Linked DNA regions of Mus musculus: region 1 is linked to region 2. The links are chromatin loops, found by intact Hi-C in ENCODE. Cell type or tissue: left cerebral cortex. All regions are shown on one strand. Each heading gives the region's core, and the rest is flanking DNA. Links, peaks and the distances in the headings are about the cores only.

What was found. Peaks named below come from ENCODE experiments on the same cell type or tissue, not always from the same donor. Only the 100,000 strongest peaks of a DNase experiment are listed, where the experiment ranks them.
Region 1: it touches region 2 in a loop (2.0-fold over the local background); 2 of 42 quality-filtered maps call a loop at or near these places.

What each region holds. Positions count from the first base shown.
Region 1 is chr13:91,777,729-91,783,109 of GRCm38, forward strand. Acot12 (acyl-CoA thioesterase 12) reads left to right here. Exons shown (of 15, transcript NM_028790.3): 12 at 3,459-3,592; 13 at 5,172-5,300. Among named protein-coding and RNA genes, the nearest start is that of Zcchc9, 27 kb to the right of the region's middle. In left cerebral cortex, for the core only: no CTCF peak of the experiment used is centred there; a DNase peak (open chromatin) is centred at 2,329.
Region 2 is chr13:91,721,219-91,726,599 of GRCm38, forward strand. The region is part of intron 1 of 4833422C13Rik (RIKEN cDNA 4833422C13 gene); the gene reads right to left. It overlaps Gm22778 (a small nucleolar RNA gene), which reads left to right and starts at 2,038; the gene lies at 2,038-2,165. In left cerebral cortex, for the core only: a CTCF peak has its summit at 2,088 (motif pointing right); no DNase peak of the experiment used is centred there.

The sequences.
Region 1 (5,381 bases), core at 248-5,247, 57 kb after region 2:
ATTTAAAGTCTATTTATAATAAAATCAGACAGCACTAAAGGTTTTAATCATATGTAATTGTCTATATATGTAAGGGTGGAAATAACTAGAAGTAATGTAAGAAGCAAAAGATAAATCTAGAAGCAGCATACGGGCACATGAAATTGCAGAAGAACAGGAGGCTATTCACCAACCAGTGGCATGTCATAGTGTTTAGCCCACAGACGACAGCTCTAACTTGATCAAATTAAAGTGCAGAAAGACAGAAACAGTTCAGCAAAGGAGCTCGGAGGTAGTGTCATGAGTGAAGATGAAGATGCTTTCTAGGCAGCTCAAAGCTTGAGTTGAGTCCTCTGGGAAAGAAATTACCATGAGGGGCATGGCCTGACAGGCATGGACTATCTTAAGTCTGAGAACAAAATGAAAATATAACAAGAACAAGAAAGACATGGATGCCTACCCCCAAAACAACCTGGTATAGGATGCAGAGCAGAGGGCATCTATCTCAAAGAAGCTGAAGGAGGGGACAGAATTGGCCCAGAGTCCACCTGGCTGCTCCAGCTCTTATCACCAATGGCAATCTCCTGGTGCCTCTATGGACTAGGCCTCTGCACAACATAGTTTCCTTTTCCTGTCTACAATGTAATCTCAAAAACAACATATCAGTTGAAACCAACAGTCTAAAATGCTTAATTATTTCTTTTCCTTGTAATCCCGACTGACATCCAGAGGTCGGAGCAGAGCATTGCTATGACGAAAGCGATCTACTAACAGGCGCTGGGCAGGCTTGCCTCACTGAGTCTGGAGCTACTTACATTTCATTTCATTCCAGTTACCGAAAACACTGGGGTTGGTAGTGCAAGGAGTCCATCTCCATGCCCATGAGCAAAGAGAAGCCATCTTCTTGGAGAATCTTCCCATGAAGCCAAGCTTCATGGATTGGTTACTGTCTGCTGCTGTGATCAGACAGCATGATCAAGACAGCTTCCAGAAGAAAATGTCTTATTGGGCTTATGTTCTGGAGAGTTAGTGTTCACAATGACAGAGCAAAGACATGGGGAGAGGTAGGTACAAAAGAGAGCTCACATCTCAGCCTCAAGCCGGAGGCAGAAAGAACACACTGGAAATGGCATAGGCTTTTAAAATCTTAAGCCCACCCCAGTGACACACCTTCTCCAACAAGACCATACTTCCTAATCCTTCCCAAACAGCCACCAACTGGAGACCAAGTATCTGGAGTCTTATGTGAAAGATCTCCTTCAAACCACCACAGTGGCTTTTCTTTGGAAAATTTAAAGAGAGCCAAAATGGACCACTGCCTTTCTTTGTCCCCTTTGCATCTGTGGCATTGGTTCAGGTAGCAGGAAAATGAGAAGGACTTCTCAGGGAAGGAATAGATGCCATTCATTCATCCACTATGGATCTTGGTGCTGGCTTAACCAGTGAGCTCCATCTATAAAAACAGAAGGTGGCTACTTCTTTTGGCTCAAGGATAAAATATATCTGCAAGCTGGAGGGCAACTTGCTAGAAAATTGCTGGTTTAATTTCCTAAGGTTGTCACAATGGAGGACTGGTCACTGGGTTACTGAAACAATAGGAATCTATAGGAGCTCCCTTGTGAAAACTGCTATCCTGAGATCAAGATGTAGGCACCCTGGTCACTTCTGAGGAGATGAGTACCTCACCTCTCACCCAGCTTCTAGAGCAGTGCTGGTCAATAGGCTCCTTGGCTTGCAGGTGCATCACTATCTTCATTTCCACATGGTGTCCTCCCTGTGTGCATGTCTGTGTCTAGCTTCCCTTCTCTATAAAAACATCAGTTATAGTGGGCCTACTGTATTGAGATACAACCTGTTAGGTGAATTATATTGGCAAAGACCCTATTGCCATATAAAGTCACATTACAAGGTATAAGAGGTTAGGACTCTATCATGGGATTGTGGGCAGGAGTGTGAAACTCCAAGCAACTGTATGGCCCAATAGCACAATCTGTCCCCACACCCTGATTCACCAAAGCAGGCAATCCCAAGGCAACTGTACGACCAGTTCCACTGGCTTGGCTGTGCATGGAGAGCCAGGTCTGGAGATACCTGGCCTTCAAGTTCCTCTCTGGATTTACACCAATAGATCTTCTTTAGGTTCTGTGCTGAAGGCAGCCAGGTGGAGTTCTACCTGGATTTGTTTGTATTCATCAAGTGCTCACAGGCTGGGCTAGGTCTTTCTTTTTAGACTGGAACTAAATAAAGATATACAAGGCTTGGAAGGGATGTGTTTACATAAGTGGGTAGTCACTTGTTTGCTGCCTAAGCTACTGTAGTTGTGATTTCTTGTTTCTTTAGTCTAGTAGCAAGGATGATATTATGTTTAGACACAGATATATGATTCAATAGAGGCCAGCTCTTCACAGCTTGATTTCTTTCCAACTGCCTGATTCCTGTGGTTGGAGTCCTAACCTCATGTTTGTCTTCTCACAGCCTGTTGTCATGGTAATGATTATAAGATAGAAATTTTCAACACTAACTTCAAAACACCCTGAAAGAAGTGGAGAAAATGAGCAGAATAAAAATGTGCTCTTGGTGGAACACATAGTTCTGATAATTAGAATGAAGAGGAGGAGGAAGAGGGAGAGGAGGAGGAGGAAGAGGAAGAGGAGGAGGAGGAAGAGGAAGAGGAGGAAGAAGAGGAGGGAGAGGAGGAGGAAGAAGAGGAAGAGGAGGAAGAAGAGGAGGGAGAGGAGGAGGAGGAAGAAGAGGAGGGAGAGGAGGAGGAAGAAGAGGAGGAGGAAGAAGAGGAGGAGGAGGGAGAGGAGGAGGAAGAAGAGGAGGAGGAGGGAGAGGAGGAGGAGAAGGAGAAAGCTCAGAGCCACAGAAATGGCATTAGTGTTTTATTATATGTCGAGTGACTACTGCTTATCTAACAGATATTACATATTAGAATTTGGACTTGGGATTCAGAAAGCAAATAACACTAAAGAAGTATGTTCTGTGGGTCCTTCTGAGAAATTGTTTGTCCTAGAGATAGTTGGTTTGTTTCCTGGGTTCCTTTAGTCCACTCGAAGGCATGCTGATATTCTGGGAGAGCACTGCCATCCAGTCTTAGGGTAAATGGGACATGGATCGGTGTAACATCCTGTGCTATTCTCTGTCTTTAGTGTGTGGAAGCAGGAAATATCACAGAAAGCAAGAGAGAAAAGCTTTTGTTCTTTATTTTTCATTAACAACAACAAAACATGATGCAAATTAACTAGCCCATGTATTATTTGGATGTCACAGAACTAGCATCCAAGATTGAAGTGAGATTGTTGTTGACCACATAGATGCCTTACTTGGTACAGGCAAGGATGTATGACTGCCCATTCATGTGTGTGCATAAATGTGTGTGTGTGTGTGTGTGTGTGTGTGTGTGTGTGTGTGTTTGTGTTGTGTCTTTAAAGTAAACAATATTTTTTTCTCTTCTAATTTTTCTTCCTATCTTTTAGATAAAAATATATACCCTGGAGGAGCAAGATGCCATATCTGTTAAGGTTGAAAAGCTTGTGGGCAGTCCAGCCCACATAGCTTATCATCTCTTGTCTGACCTCACAAAGCGACCTTTATGGGACCCCCATTACATGTAAGAACAAATTTAAATGTCTTTTTTAAATCAAGCCTGGCATTGTGGGAAAGATAACTTCAATTGTAGTTCTCCACTGCTTGATACATGGTGTATTGTTTCAGAAATGTAGAGAAGTTTTAGAGCTTGTTCTGCCTAAACTGCTTCATGAGACTTAAAAGAAAAACAATTATTACACTCATCTGTTTCTCATCTGTATTGAGTTAGCATTGGTGGTCCACATCTGTTGTGATATCACTGACAACCTCAAAGCTGATTTTGTTCCTGTTTCTGAGATCCAGCTCAGCCAGGCTCTGTAGCACACACTCTTTTGCTTTACTCCCTGGCCTCATTGCTTCTGAGGAGGTATCCAAAATCTTCCCAGAACCCTCTTCCTGCCAAGTCATGAGTCTCAGTGAGACGCTGCTGAGCTAGCATGAGTCCTGGGGGAAGATGATGCTTGCTGCTCCCCTGTGTGATCAGTCATACCCTGCTCCCATTCCCCTGCATCTGCACATGTAAACACTTTAGATGAAGGGTGGTGTGTGTGTGTGTGTGTGTGTGTGTGTTAGAGAGTTGTGTCAGCATCAAGCAAAAACAGATTCCTTTTACTTGGTTCTTTAAATCGTATAGCAAATATCAACATACCATTTGTATTACAGAAGTGATATAGAGATGACTTAGAGCATACTGAAGGATATGCATATGTTATAATAAAAGTACTGTGTCACTGTATGAAAGGGACTTGAGCACCAAAGGTCTTGGTGTTGCCACATGTCCTAGGGATGGCTATGGAGCTCTGAGCCTTGTATGCTATATTTTGCAGTGACAGACTACACTCAGGCCTAGCTTCCTAGGATACAGAGCACTGCAGCATCTCAAAGACAAGATGCCGTGCCTTTCAACAACTTCTTTCATACTCCTCTCTCACAATTCTGTTTCCTTGGCATTCCATCTAAATGAAATATGAATCAATGGAGAAACCAGTTACTTCACTTAAACTCAGCTAACTTGTCTTGTCTATCGACTTACCACTCAGGTAGGTCTGCAGGAAGTGTTTGCACTTAACTCTCACAATGACCCCCTAGACAGTACTATCTACATCATACAGATGAGATAATAATATGACTTTTCTGACATAGTATGGCCAGTACACAGTGGACACAGTGGCCCGAGACTCAAAAGTAAGTGGTTTAGCTTCCGAGTTGCTGTTCTTCCCCGCACACTCTTTCCTCTGGGCTTGGGCATCCCCTGCTTTACAGCCCGTTTGTCCTCAACAGGTTTTACTGTTCCTAGAAACAAATAGTTTTGTGAAAAGATTATTACCTTCCTCTGGAGTTTTGAGGGAAATGACCTTGGAGTCAGGTAGCTGGTACCTTTCTATCACATGCAAAATTACTCCTTCTAAACAAACAGCTTGTTCCAAAGTCAGCCTTCAAGCAAAGTCTGTGTGTGTGTGTGTGTGTGTGTGCATGAGAGCATGTATGGGTCAGCACAACAGGTGAATACTGATGTCAAGAAGGAGGTCATGCCAAAAACTAAACAAAGTGTATTCTAGCAGGTAGAAAGCATGTGTTTGAATACTGTCCTGTTCACACAGATCTTGTGAAGTTATAGACCAGGTGAGCGAGGACGATCAGATATATTACATCACTTGCTCGGTGGTAAATGGAGACAAACCCAAGGACTTTGTGGTGCTTGTGTCACGAAGAAAGCCCCTCAAAGACAAGTGAGTATATTTGGCTCATGTGACATCTCTGCTCTGTCTATTGGAGACTGGAAACAAAAGGATGTGAAGACAAGAAAGCCA
Region 2 (5,381 bases), core at 150-5,149:
TTGAGTGGAGTCATATCATCTGCAAATGGGGATAATTTGGCATTTTCCTTTCCTGCTTGTATCCTTTCTTTTTCTGCCTTATTACTCTAGCTAAGATGCCAAGCACAATACTGACTAGTGATGGAGACTGTAGAAACTATTCAATTATTCCTTACCTTAGAGAAAATGCTTTCAATTTCTTCCCATTGCTATAATGTTTAGTCTTTATTATGTTGGCATATGTTCCTCCTAGTGCCAGTTTCTTTAGGACTTTTATAAGAACAGGATGTTGAATTTTTCCAAAAAGTTTTTTCTGCATCTATTGAAATGATCATGTGATTTCTGTTCCTGATTCTATTGCATTTGGTGGTTTGCATATATTGAACCATCTTTGCATCTTTGAAATGAATCCAACTCGATCATCATACATAATATGTTGCTTAATTCAGTTTGCAATATTATATTGAGAATTCAATATTCTATAATCATCATGGATGATGGGCTATAATTGTTGCATTTATTTGTTCTATCCTTACCTGGTTTTAGTACCGTGGTAATAATAATAGCATAGAATGGCATTCTTTCCTTCCCTGTTTAATGGACTCTTTTGAGAAACATTGATGTTACCTCTTCTGTAAAAGTCTAGTATCACAGTGACTCCATCTGATTCTGTAATTCTTTGTTGGGAGATTATTACTACCTCAATTTCATTCTTATATATCTACTTAAATTGCTTTTATTTCCTTTTACTTGGTAGTTATGTGTCTCTGAGCATTTATCCCTTACATTTCTTCTGTATTTTCTACCTTCTGAAATACAGGTTTTGAAGTTACCCCTAGCAGCCTTTTGGGTTTATTGATGTTTAGTTTTCCAAATAACTAAGGTTTTATTTCATTGATTCTTTGTATTCTTTCAGTCTTGATTTCATTAATTTTGTTCTGAGACTATTATTTCTTACCACCTAGTGCTTTTAGATATGGCTTCTTCTTCTTTTTCTAAATCTGCTTTGGTTTATTGTGTTTTTATGAATATATTAATAGATATAAACTTTGTTCTCAGCATCGCCTCTGCCATATTCCAAAGGTTCCAATAAACTACACTTTCACTTTCATTTGACTCTGGTAACTTTTTAATTATCTCCTTGATTTCTTCAACAATACATTGATCATTAGGAGTATATATACAGATCCATCCATTTGTTTAAGAATTTCTGAGTGAGGTGACCCAATCACAAAGGAACACACAAGATATGCACTCACTGATAAGTGGATATTAGCCCAGAAGCTCAGAATACCCAAGGTACAATTCGCAAAGCACATGAAACTCAAGAAGAAGGAAGACTAAAGAGTGGATACTTCGATCCTTCTCAGAAGGGGGAACAAAATACCCATGGAAAGAGTTACAGAGACAAAGTGTGGAGCAGAGACTGAAGAAATGACCATCCAGAGACTGCCCCACCTGGGGATCCATCCCATAAACAACCACCAAAACCTACTCTATTGTGGATGCCAACAAGAGCTTGCTGACAGGAGCCTGATATAGCTGTCTCCCGAGAGGCTCTGCCAGTGCCTGACAATTATAGAAGTGGATGCTCACTGCCATCCATTGGACTGAGCACAGGGTTCCTAATGAAGGAACTAGAGAAAGTACCCAAGGAGCTGAAGGGGTTTGCAGCTCCATAGGAGGAAAATAAGAACTAACCAGTATCTCCAGAGCTCCCTGGGACTAAATCACCAACCAAAGAAAACACATGGTGGGACTCATGGCTCTAGCTGCATATGTAGCAGAGGATGGCCTAGTCAGTCATCAATGGGAGAAGAGACCCTAGGTCCTGTGAAGGTTCTATGCCCCAGTATAGGGGAATGCCAAGGCCAGGAAGCAGGAGTGGGTGGGTTGGTGAGCAGGGGGGAGGGGATACAGGGTTTCGGAGGGGAAACCAGGAAAGGAGATAACATTTGAAATGTAAATAAAGAAAATATCTAATAAAAAATTAAAAATTCTATATATACACAAAGAGAGAGAGAGGGAGAGAATATATATTCAGTATATATACAGTTCACTGCACCTAGAGACACTGCAGGTACACCTGCTGTGCTATATGTGTGCCAGTAGGTGGCAGAGAGGAGAGATGCTACGTCTAAGCTCAGTGTCTGACCAGTGAATGGCTGAGTTAGTAGCCTAACATTCCCTGAAAAAAAGCAAGCCTGAGATGACCACCAGTTTGGTGTCAGTGGGTCCAGGCAGGCCTGGCAGAGCGGGTGTCTATTACCACCAAAGGCCAGGCAGACATCGCTGGTCTGGGCTGCTGCCCAGGAAAATATTGATGTCTGAGGACTAGGCAGACCCACCCCTCATCTGGGCACCGGTGAGGGTTGGGGCTGGTCCTAGAGGCTTGAGAGCACGAGAGTTTACCCTGCCCCAGTCAGTGGCGGTACTTGAGAGAGCAGCCCTGCACATTAGAGGAGTTGGGGTAAGCCACCCCTGAGGGTATGAGAATGGAAGAACTGGCCCTGACACTCATCTGTGCGGTGGCATGGATGAGGGAGAGATACTCACCTCCCGTGCCCTTCATCACCTGCAGCAGGTGGGAGACCTGGCCTTGAAGCCACGAGAACAGGAGAGATGACCCTGTCCCTCCGAGCCACAGCACTCTAGAAAGCAGCCCCTGAACGTTGCCTGGGCAACACAGTAGAGCTAACTTGGAGGTGGGTTGTGGGTGAGCTTGCCCCTGAGGTCCTGAGAGCAGGAGAGCTGGCTTAGCCCATTTGCCTGCTGCAGCACTCGGAAGAGTGGGCCCTACACCTCACCTGGACAACACAGTAGAGCTGCCTCTGACGTTGTGAGCATAGACGAGTCCTCCCCAAGGCTTGAAAGCAGGAGAGCAGGAGAGCTGTCTGTGCCTCTTTCTGGCTGCAACATTGGATCAGCCAGCCGGGGCAGGGCTGAAGAGTTTGCCCTGGTGGTGTGAGTGCAGTAGAGCTGCAGACTGGCCAGCTCAGATACCCCTCAGGCCCAGGGCTTTGAATTGGCCCACGAAACATCTATCCCATCAACGATCTGTTGGAGTGCATGCAGGGGTCAGCTCTTTGGTCAGATCCAAAGCTACAGGTTCTCCATGACATAGGGCAACAACAGGATATCTGAGAGGAGCCCAGTGAGGATCCAGTATTGATAGTGTAGCAGAAGAGAGAGGCCTGGAACCAGACCAATGACTCATTGTAATAAACATTTACAAGCAAAGAAGTGTGGGCAAAGGGATAAACTGTGCCAAACACTGTGACACACTACAGCTTCCACGCCAATTTTTTTCCCTCTTAGGGGGAAGTTGCAAGGGTGGAGGGTGGTTATGAGAGTAGGGGGAGATAAGTGGGATTGGGGTTCATGATGTGAAATTCACAAAGAACCAATAAAATTTGAGAAAAAATAAATAAAAATAGAAAAGAATATATTGCTCAATCTCTATTTAGACACTTTTTTTCCCACTATCAACTTCTAGTTAGTTGTATTCTTCTATGATCTAACAAAATCCATTACTTTGATTCTTTTACACTTTAAGACTTGCTTTACGGCCTACACTGTGATCTGTCTTAGAGCAGTTCCACTGGCTGCTGAAAAGAATATTGAATAAAATATTCTGTAAGTACCTCGGGAAATGTATCTATGATGCAGACTAATTCTGAAATGTCTTTGTTGACACAGTCTGATTGGCCTACCTGTGATGAGAACAGGGAGTTGAAGCCATTTGTATTATTGCTTATAAATCTTTATGCTCATTAGTGTTTATCTTATGAATCTAAGAGCCTCAGCATAGGGCACTTTGCTACGTACGATTTTTATATCTTCCTGATGAATTATCTATGCAGAGTCTTTCTTGTTCCTTCTGATTACTTTCCTTTAAAGACAACTACTCCAGGTATCAGAAAAACTCTGCCAGCTTGTTTTGGCATTTTTTTTTCATGGCATGTTAACTTCTGTCCTTGAACTCTTAAATTTCTGTATGTCTTTGCCAGTGATATACATTAATTTGAAAAAAAAATAGATGTCATTTTTTTTTAAAGCAAGCAGCTTTTATTTAGAAAGTTAAGCCTATTTATTTGCATTTAGGGTAAAAAGTCTCCTATTGAGACGTTTAAAAGACATTGTGGTTTTGTTGGACTTTCCCTGCTTGGTTGGATTATTCTCTGTTCTTTTTGCTTTCTCCCTCACTCCCATTAGGGCTTTGGTTGGAGACATGATCAATTTTCCGAAGTTTTTCGTCTCTCCCATTTCCTGTACCCTCATGATTGAAATCATTGTTCTTTCTCTGTGAATTTTTATCTTCTGTGGCCCTGGCTTGGTGGTCATGTGTTTTAAAACGTCTCCATTTCTCTGTTGCTTTTTAAAACATAGCTTTGCTGGCTATGGTGATCTCTGTTGACAGTTACTTATTTCCAGGCCTTGAAATGTAGTGTGACATGCTTTGGGGGCTTCTGTTTGAGAGTTCTGTTATCATGAAATGTTTGCCAGCGTGAACTGTAGTCCGGGGCATCTTCACAAAAATGCATCATGAGGAAGTCTTCTCTGGTTATGAATTTGGGGAGTTCAAAGTTACTCTTACGCTTAAATTCCTACTTCTTTCAATGAATTTTGGTTTTTGTTTTCCTTCTATAATCCCATTTTATTTATTTTCTATGCCTTTAGTTTTGATCTCAACTCCTTCTGATTCTTACAGGTTCTTCCATTTGGCCTCTTGATTATATCACAGAGATTTTGAAAGGTGTTGCTGTGCCTATTTCTTTATGCTTCTTTAAGGATATTTGCATACAGCATTTCCTTGACCTTGTCTTCAATTTCTGATTTTTTTTCGCTCTTGCTTTCTCGAAGCTGATAGTGTTTTCCACTGTGATTTTGCTTAATCCATTGATTTTTTTTCACTTCTAACATTTATTTATTTGTTTGTTTTCAAAATCTGTTTCCTTGCTTAATTTACACTCATGCTGGAGATGTTTTTTCCTCCAGGCCCTGACTTAGCCTTCACCTCATCTGCTTGGGAATGTAAGATAAAATAAACTGTTTTCTCCCCCAAGTTGCTTTTGGCAGTCTTGTTACAGTAATAGAAACTCTAAAACAGGAGTTGATACCTGGTTTACAAATAGCAGGGGTATTGCTGTGATGGACCACCTCAGGCACCTTGGGAAAGACTGTGGTGGCATTTTAATTTGAGTTTAGGAAAACCACTCAGTGCTCAGAGCTCAGGGTGCTGTGCTGTGGGAACTTAGGGAATGAGAATGTTGAGAGTGGTTGGACGATGGAGACCTGGCTTATGAAAATTCAAAGAGAAGTAACTATTCTACCAGGACTGTTTGTATGATACACTATTAAAACATGTGACAAGAGACCAGAGCCAATAAAGGGACATCTTT